Linked DNA regions of Homo sapiens: region 2 is linked to region 1. A link is a contact called in ENCODE Hi-C or POLR2A ChIA-PET data. All regions are on one chromosome and are shown on one strand. The core of a region is the stretch at or near the end of the contact, and the rest is flanking DNA. Distances in the headings are between cores, read along the strand shown. Region 1 overlaps GPSM2 (G protein signaling modulator 2). Region 2 overlaps HENMT1 (HEN methyltransferase 1).

Region 1 (3,581 bases), core at 348-2,847:
AGGATGACATCTATGATGAAGAGCAATTATAGGAAATAGCTGGGAACACTTTATTAAACTATTCAGATAGGTTTCTGCCCAGGGTCAAGCACAGAGTTAATCTTGGAACCCCTATAGTTAAGTAGTTCTATGAAATTCTATTGGTAAAAGACTAAATTACTCTAAATAACAGACCAACCATTGACATTTCTTGCTTTTGCCACTAAGTGGCACTGGTCTGCAACTTAAATGAAAGCTGCAGATTACTACTAATATAACACTGTAACATTTAAGCAACTGAATTGATGATTTTGCTAGTTCATAACTTTAAAATCTTTGCCAAACTTAAAAACTTACTACTGAATAAAGAACGTACAGCAGATCCACGGCTTAGATGGGCCTACATGACTGCCCATATCAGCCCCTACTCACTCATAAAAATCCACGGCTGCCTGCAGAGCATCTCTCACTTCTTCTGGAAATTCTCCTACATCCTGGGGACCAGGGCAACCAAAACTTTTCCCTTTGGCATGATACACATTCCCAAGATTGTAAAGTGCTCTTGCTTCTCCCACCTAAATGAAGACATCAGCAAAGTTTACATTTTGAAAACAGAGGTCAGGTTTATCATATATATTTGTAATATCCTTAGTATTACGGACAAGGGAAAAAAATTTTTATATTGGCTCTCCATACAGAACCAATCAAATAATTACTTATGAAAGACCTCTTACTATTTCCTTCTTTTTCTCCATTAAATTTTTTTTCTTTTACTTCTATTAGTCTATAAATGTTTTCTTTTTTGGTATTAATTTTAAAATAAACTATAGAATAATTAAATAGTATTAAAATGCAAAGCCCTTTGAATGAAAATATTAGGCCTACCATCTAATGCTGCGGTATTACCTTGTCATTAAGCTCTCTGGAAATATCTAGGTGTCGCTGACAACAAACTATGGCTTCGTCAAAATTCCCAAGAACTTTTAAGGTGTTTCCCAGATTACCACTAGCTTTCGCTTCCCCCAGCTGGTCTCCAATAGTCCTGAAAAAAACAAAAAACAAAAAACAAAAAACCAAATGGTATTAAAATACAAATGGTGTTAAAATATAAAGTAGCCAGAGTACAGTTTTCCAAGAGGACAAACTGACATGCTTAAGGTAAGAAAAACCCATTGGCTTTGAAACCTACTTTAAATAAATATTTAAAACTTACATTTCTGGATTTGAATGTAATTAGTTTTCATCCATTTAATTAAACTCTAGGGTCAATTCACTACTATTCATTCAATTAAACTGTGTTCAGCCTAAAGGTTAGTTTTGAAAAGCGATGTTACTGAAGTAGAACTCATTAAATGTATTAAGTTAGTTTTTGTTAATTGAATAGAAATATTTTTTAAAGTAATAGCTAATTTCAGAAGGAAGAATATTTAAAAGCTTAAATTAATTACCTTGCAAGGGTTAAATCATGATGGTGATATTCTAATGCTTTGGCATAATCATGCAAATAGAAATAAGCATTGCCCAACTGGCTGTAAATAGCGCTAAGTGTTTTTAGGTCTTCAGTTCCAACTTGAACTGCAGCTTCAAAGAATGACACGCCAGCGCGGCAGTCTCCTGATTTACATAGACGTTCCCCTTCCAAGGCCAGCTCTAGGCAAGAAGCTTCCATTCTACAAAATTATACAGGACAGACATTTAAACATAACATTACAGCTGCATCACAGTATTTTTAACTTCCCGTAATATAATTTAAGCGGCTACTCTTGTTCAGGGCAGCTGCCTCTATAACTGAAGTTTATATACATTCCTGATAAAACAGTAAGCAGTTATTTGTAGCAAGAGGTAATTTGCCTATTCGAATTTCTCTGAGCCTGCTCAGAGAGGTCAGGATAGCTAAATATCTTTATGTGGAGCTCATTTTAATTGGCCCAGAGCAATCCACGTTACTAGTGAAAGAGCCTAAAGCAGTATTTCCCAAACAATTCTGAGTTGTAACAGACCTCTGGACTTCCTTAGAGTCTGAGAAGATGAGTATGTAGGAAAGTGAGGCCCTACAATTATTAATATTGTTCTCTACCCAGGTATCCAAGTAATCTAGTCACCTGTTCATCAGCCCCTCTGACCATCCAGCCATCCATCCCTCGCTCTCTCTCTCATACACACACAACACACACTCACTCTCCTTCCTCTTCTTACCACCACATGTCCACTTATACCCTAGAAAAATAGAGGAACAAAATATTCTTGATCTGTAAGACACATTTTCACAAGAGAACTAGGTGTCAAGAAACTAAGTTAGAAAACAATGATTCAAAAATTTGCAGAAATACTAATTTTGAAAGTCTGTCCCTGAATTGAAAAAGAAGGATTAAGTCACTGTAAACATATCTGGGAGAAAAAAACACTGATACTTTGGATTCAAATCCTAAATTTTAGAGGGTGCCCTTCACCAAAGTTGCCATTGTGTTTCTTCAGCATCTTCATGATTTCTGCCATATGTAGGAACTACCTATTCGTTTAATTATTTCTGTAATTTGGCAAATTTCCTTTAAATTGGCACACTATCTTTAACTTATCATTTTAAAAAAATGGAGCTTCATCCAAAGCAGTACTCATGAAACTGTGAATTTGATACGATACTTATATGTATATTCTAATACAACGGTCTCCAATCTTTTTGGCACCAGGGGCCGGTTTTGTGGAAGACAATTTTTCCATGGACGGGTGGCAGGGGATTGTTTTGGGATGATTCAAGTGCATTACATTTATTGTGTACTTTATTCCTCTTGTTACTATACATTCACCATAATGTACAATCAGTGGGAGCCCTGAGCTTGTTTTCCTGCAACTAGATGGTCTCCTCTGGGTGTGACTGGAGACAGTGACAGATCATCAGGCATTAAACTCTCATAAGGAATGTGCAATCTGGATCCCTCGAATGTGCAGTTCACAATAGGGTTTGCACTCCTATGAGAATCTAATGGTACTGCTGATCTGACAGGAGGCGGAGCTCAGGTGAAAATGCTCACTCGTCCTGCCCACCTGCAGCTTACCTCCTAACAGGCTACAACAGTACTGGTCTGTGGCCCAGGGGTTGGGAACCCCGTTCTAATACACATTAAACAAATATGAAATTATTAAAATCTAAAAGTGAGTAAAGTTACCTTATGTACCACCAGTGGCATACATATCACTCTTTGAGAAGCTCTGATTAAGCTCATCAAATGTTTTAATTTTTGGAACAGCATTAAGTTACTCCTTACTAGAATGAGCTTTGAGCCACTCCAATAGAGCAGTTGTTCTTAATGCTGGCTGTACAACAGCAGAGCTCACCTGGAGCACTTTCTAAAACTCCCAACGCTGAACTCCACCCTCTGGGTGATGTCTGGCCACCTGTATTTTTTTAAAGCCCCAGGTAATTCTAAAGTACAAGTTAGGGTTGAGAATCAGTGCTTTTATAAGAAATGTGAATTAAACCACCACCCACCCTAATATCATTCAAATATGATTATACTCTGTATATCTAGTGGTAGATCAATTAACATGTTTTTGTGAGTGCTGTTTTTCAGTCTGCAAAATTTCAAGGGTCCTTAGAGCCATAA
Region 2 (3,581 bases), core at 686-3,185, 250 kb after region 1:
CCTTGCGTATCCCAAGTTGAACCGCTTATGTGCTAATGAAGAGATGATGAGATCAGTCATTGCTGACTCAATTCCTCTGAGCAGTGATGGTTCTGCAGTGGTGGCTGACCTGCGTAATTATTTTGATGAACAGTTTGAGTTTTGAACCATGTTTATTTCCTGAAATTTCAGGGTCTCAGCGATAGTTGTGCTCACTTAGAATTTAGTTTTTTTTGTGTAATCCTAATTCAAGTAATGTTTTTAAAGTTTCACTGCAAAAGTCTATGTTCCAAGCCATTGGACAGACCTGCTTGAGATATGGCCAGACTGCAGTGAGCCCTGAGAAAGATATGAGGGTTTAAAACGGGTGCTTTCCTTTGATTTTGGACTTTTTTGTTTTCTCAAGAATAAAGAAGTTGGATGTGGTAATATGTTAATTTTGAACTTACCTATTTTTTTTGTGTTAAAGCCATGAGTTGATTGTTGTTAGTCTGTTCTCACATTGCTGTGAAGAACTACCTGAGACTGGGTAATTTATAAAGAAAAGAGGTTTAATTGACTTACAGTTCTGCAGGCTGCACAGGAAGCATGCAGGAAGCTGGGGAGGCCTCAGGAAACTTACAGTCTTGGTGGAAGGCGAAGGGGAAGCAGGCACGTCTTATATAGCTAGAGCCGGAGGAAGAGAGCTTGGGGAGGTCTACACACTTTTAAACAACCAGGTTTAATAACAAGAATAGCAAGGGGGAAATCCGCCCTCATAACCCAATCACCTCCCACCAGCCCCCTCCTCCAATATTGGGGATTACAATTTGACATGAGATTTGGGCAAGGACAGAAATACAAACCATATCAATTGTGATATTAAAAATTTAAGAGAAAGTTATCAAATATAGTGTTCAAAACCTTTTCTTTGGGGTAAGAGTAGCTTTAAAATTTTTCTGGGATTCTCTATCTCCTTAATGCCAAATTCTAACCTGTGTAATATTTAGCCTAGAACATCAATAAAACAGGAATGCAGGTGGTTGGAGGGCATAGAAGCCTCTTCATGATGTAATTGCTGTCCATGTTTTGTTGTTGTTGTTGTTGTTTTTTTGAGACAGGGTCTTGTTCTGTTACCCAGGCTGGAGTGCAGTGGCACAATCATGGCTCATTGTAGCCTCAGCCTCTGGGCTAAAATAATCCTCCCACCTCACCTCCTCCCCACCAGTAGCTTGAACTACTGGCATGTACCACCATGCCCAGCTAATTAAAAATTTGTAGAGATAGGGTCTCACTATGTTGCCCAGACTGGTCTTGAACTTCTGGGCTCAAGTGGTCCTCCTGCCTCAGCTTCCCAAAGTGCTGGGATTGTTTTTTGAGCACCCTCTTCTGAGGATGGAATTGGGGTGGTAGTACTTCTCTGGTTGGAATTGGGGTGGTAGTACTAATGGGAGAAAGAAACATAGCTTCACCTCATGGGGGAAAACAGTAGTTTAAATGAGAGGCATTTCTTAGGCACAGGAGTCCAGAGGTAAGCCCCAGGCATGGGAGCTCTGCCACTTTTGGGACCCAGACGTCCATCTTGCATGTTGTGGCTACTTAGTATGCCATCCAGGGACAGAGAGAGAGATTTGAGCTCTGGCTACTACTTTCATATTCTGAAACAGCAGAAAGAAGAGAAGGGACAAAGGGCACACACAAGCTGTCTGGTAAAGCTTGCTGTGGGTTGTTACGCAACACGACTGCTTACTTCCTGTTGATCAGAATGTGGTCTTCAGGCCACACAAAGGGAAGCTGATATATTAGTCTGTTCTTGCATTGCTGTAAAGAAATAGCAGAGACTGGGTAATAAAGAGGTTTATTGGCTCATGGTTCCACAGAGTGTACAGGAAGCATAGCAGCTTCTGCTTCTGGGGAGGCCTCAGGAAACTTCCAGTAATGGCAGAAGGCAAAGGGTTGGGGCGGGGCGAGGCATCTCACATGGTGGGAACAGGAGCAAGGCGGAGCGAGGGGTGGTGCTGAACACGTTTAAGCAGGTCTTGGGCGGACTCTGTCACGAGAACAGCACTAAGGGGATGGTGCGAAACCATTCACAAAGGACCCACCCCCATGATCACTTCCCAGCAGGCCCCTCCTTCAATATCAGGGATTACAGTTTGACATGAGATTTGAATGGGGACACAGATCCAAACCGTATCAGCTGCGAAATACAGTTTTTATTCTGGGAGGTCATGTGTCCACTTGGTCTGCCAAGGAACAAGGGGAGAAGGAACACTGGCAAATAACCATCTGTGCCACAGCTAGGACATCCTGAGCGGTCTGGAATGGGGGCTATGGAGATGCAGAGTTGGTGCCTGGGAGAGGGCTGGGGGGAGTAATTCTCAAGCTGAGTTTCCAAGGGTTAATAATTAAGCAGATGGGAAGGGGATTTGGTGAGGGGGGAGAGAATTGAGGGATTCTGATGAGAACCGTCTTTTAATCACATTACATTGGTAAACCAGCTGTTTTTTCCTTGAATTTCTAATACTGCTATCAGACTTCCCCCATGAATGCTCAAAGGTGCACATGAACAAGAGATTTGTAGCCCCACCCTATTCCTGCTCTCAAAGGCCCTCTGTCCGTCCTCACCTTTCTAGGCCTCTGCAGTTTTCACTCTAGAGTTCCCTTCTCATCATTGCTCTTCTGTGGTAGAGCCAAGGTTTCTAGCCAAGACCAGCCGTTTCTCTGATCTTTCTTGAAAGTTAATCAGTTAACTTTGTTCGAGCCTAATCACTGGAGCCCCCATGTGGAAACATTTTAAGTGCTCATGACTGCCATGGGGGCTGGAGCTGCTCTTCCCCATGGCCTTCCCGCTCTCTCTGCGGCTTCTGTACCTACGTTCTTCTTGAGAAGTTTGTCTTTCCCCCAACCTGGATACAGGCCTTTCTTTGCACACTGAAAGGCTCATTAATACTTGAGGTCAGGGGTTGCCAGACGTGCTTTTGGGGCTAGACAGTAAATCTTTGCAGGTGATCCAGTCTCTATCACAACTATTCAACTCTGCTTGAGTCAAAGCCACCACAGACAATGTGAAAACAAGTGCGCTGAGCAGGAGACAGAGTTTAATCTGCAGTCTTCTTTGAGAGAAGGTTCTCACTGCCACTGCCCACCTCCCAGACTAGATACGAAATCTGCACTACCAGGTATTGAAACCTCCCTGGCCCTTGAGATCTGAATATAATTTGCCTCCAACTCCTATTTCCATAGTCTGGGTAACTCCAAAACTCTGAGACTTCTATGATTTCCTAAAAGCTTACGTTATCACAGCACTGCCTGCCTTCAAGTTCAGTTCCATACAACTGAGATGTGAATCTCAGCCCCTTCTATGCTGCTCCGAGGCTCCTCAAACACATCCCACCTTACCCTCCTTCTCATCTGGCAGCAGCTCCCAGCTCACCTTCCCCAGCTGCCCTCGCTTGCCCCACCCCCTCCCCTCCTTTCCTGTGACTGCCAACCTGCTGCCCCACGGCACGCCCAGCAGTTCAGCTCCCTTCAAGTGTTCTCAGCCCTCAGTTCTGCCAGCGGTTATCAAGGGAGAACTCCAAATAAAGGCAATTTCTTCAACTAGAGTTTGGGTGCCAAGA

Evidence for each region. A loop is a pair of places that touch in the nucleus more often than their neighbours do. ChIA-PET counts read pairs that join two places held with the same protein, here RNA polymerase II (POLR2A). Pooled maps may share reads with other maps.
Region 2: a loop to region 1 is called in a map of Caco-2, with 7 times the contacts of the local background. The contact joins two enhancer-like sites. A Hi-C loop is called at or near these places in 9 of 168 maps with a recorded cell type or tissue (A673, CD4-positive, alpha-beta memory T cell, CD8-positive, alpha-beta T cell and 6 more) and 19 of 50 pooled maps. POLR2A ChIA-PET finds 5 or more read pairs at or near these places in 1 of 52 experiments (T-cell).

The regions. Positions count from the first base shown.
Region 1 is chr1:108,894,932-108,898,512 of GRCh38, reverse strand. It overlaps GPSM2 (G protein signaling modulator 2), which reads right to left. Exons shown (of 15, transcript NM_013296.5): 3 at 1,428-1,649; 4 at 886-1,021; 5 at 412-554. Among named protein-coding and RNA genes, the nearest start is that of GPSM2, 20 kb to the right of the region's middle. Within about 2 kb of position 1,597, at least 3 of the 41 ENCODE cell types and tissues checked have a DNase peak (open chromatin) inside an H3K27ac peak, as active enhancers do.
Region 2 is chr1:108,645,130-108,648,710 of GRCh38, reverse strand. HENMT1 (HEN methyltransferase 1) reads left to right here. Exons shown (of 8, transcript NM_001102592.2): 8 at 1-416. The coding sequence ends at 145. Among named protein-coding and RNA genes, the nearest start is that of HENMT1, 14 kb to the left of the region's middle. Within about 2 kb of position 1,935, at least 27 of the 41 ENCODE cell types and tissues checked have a DNase peak (open chromatin) inside an H3K27ac peak, as active enhancers do.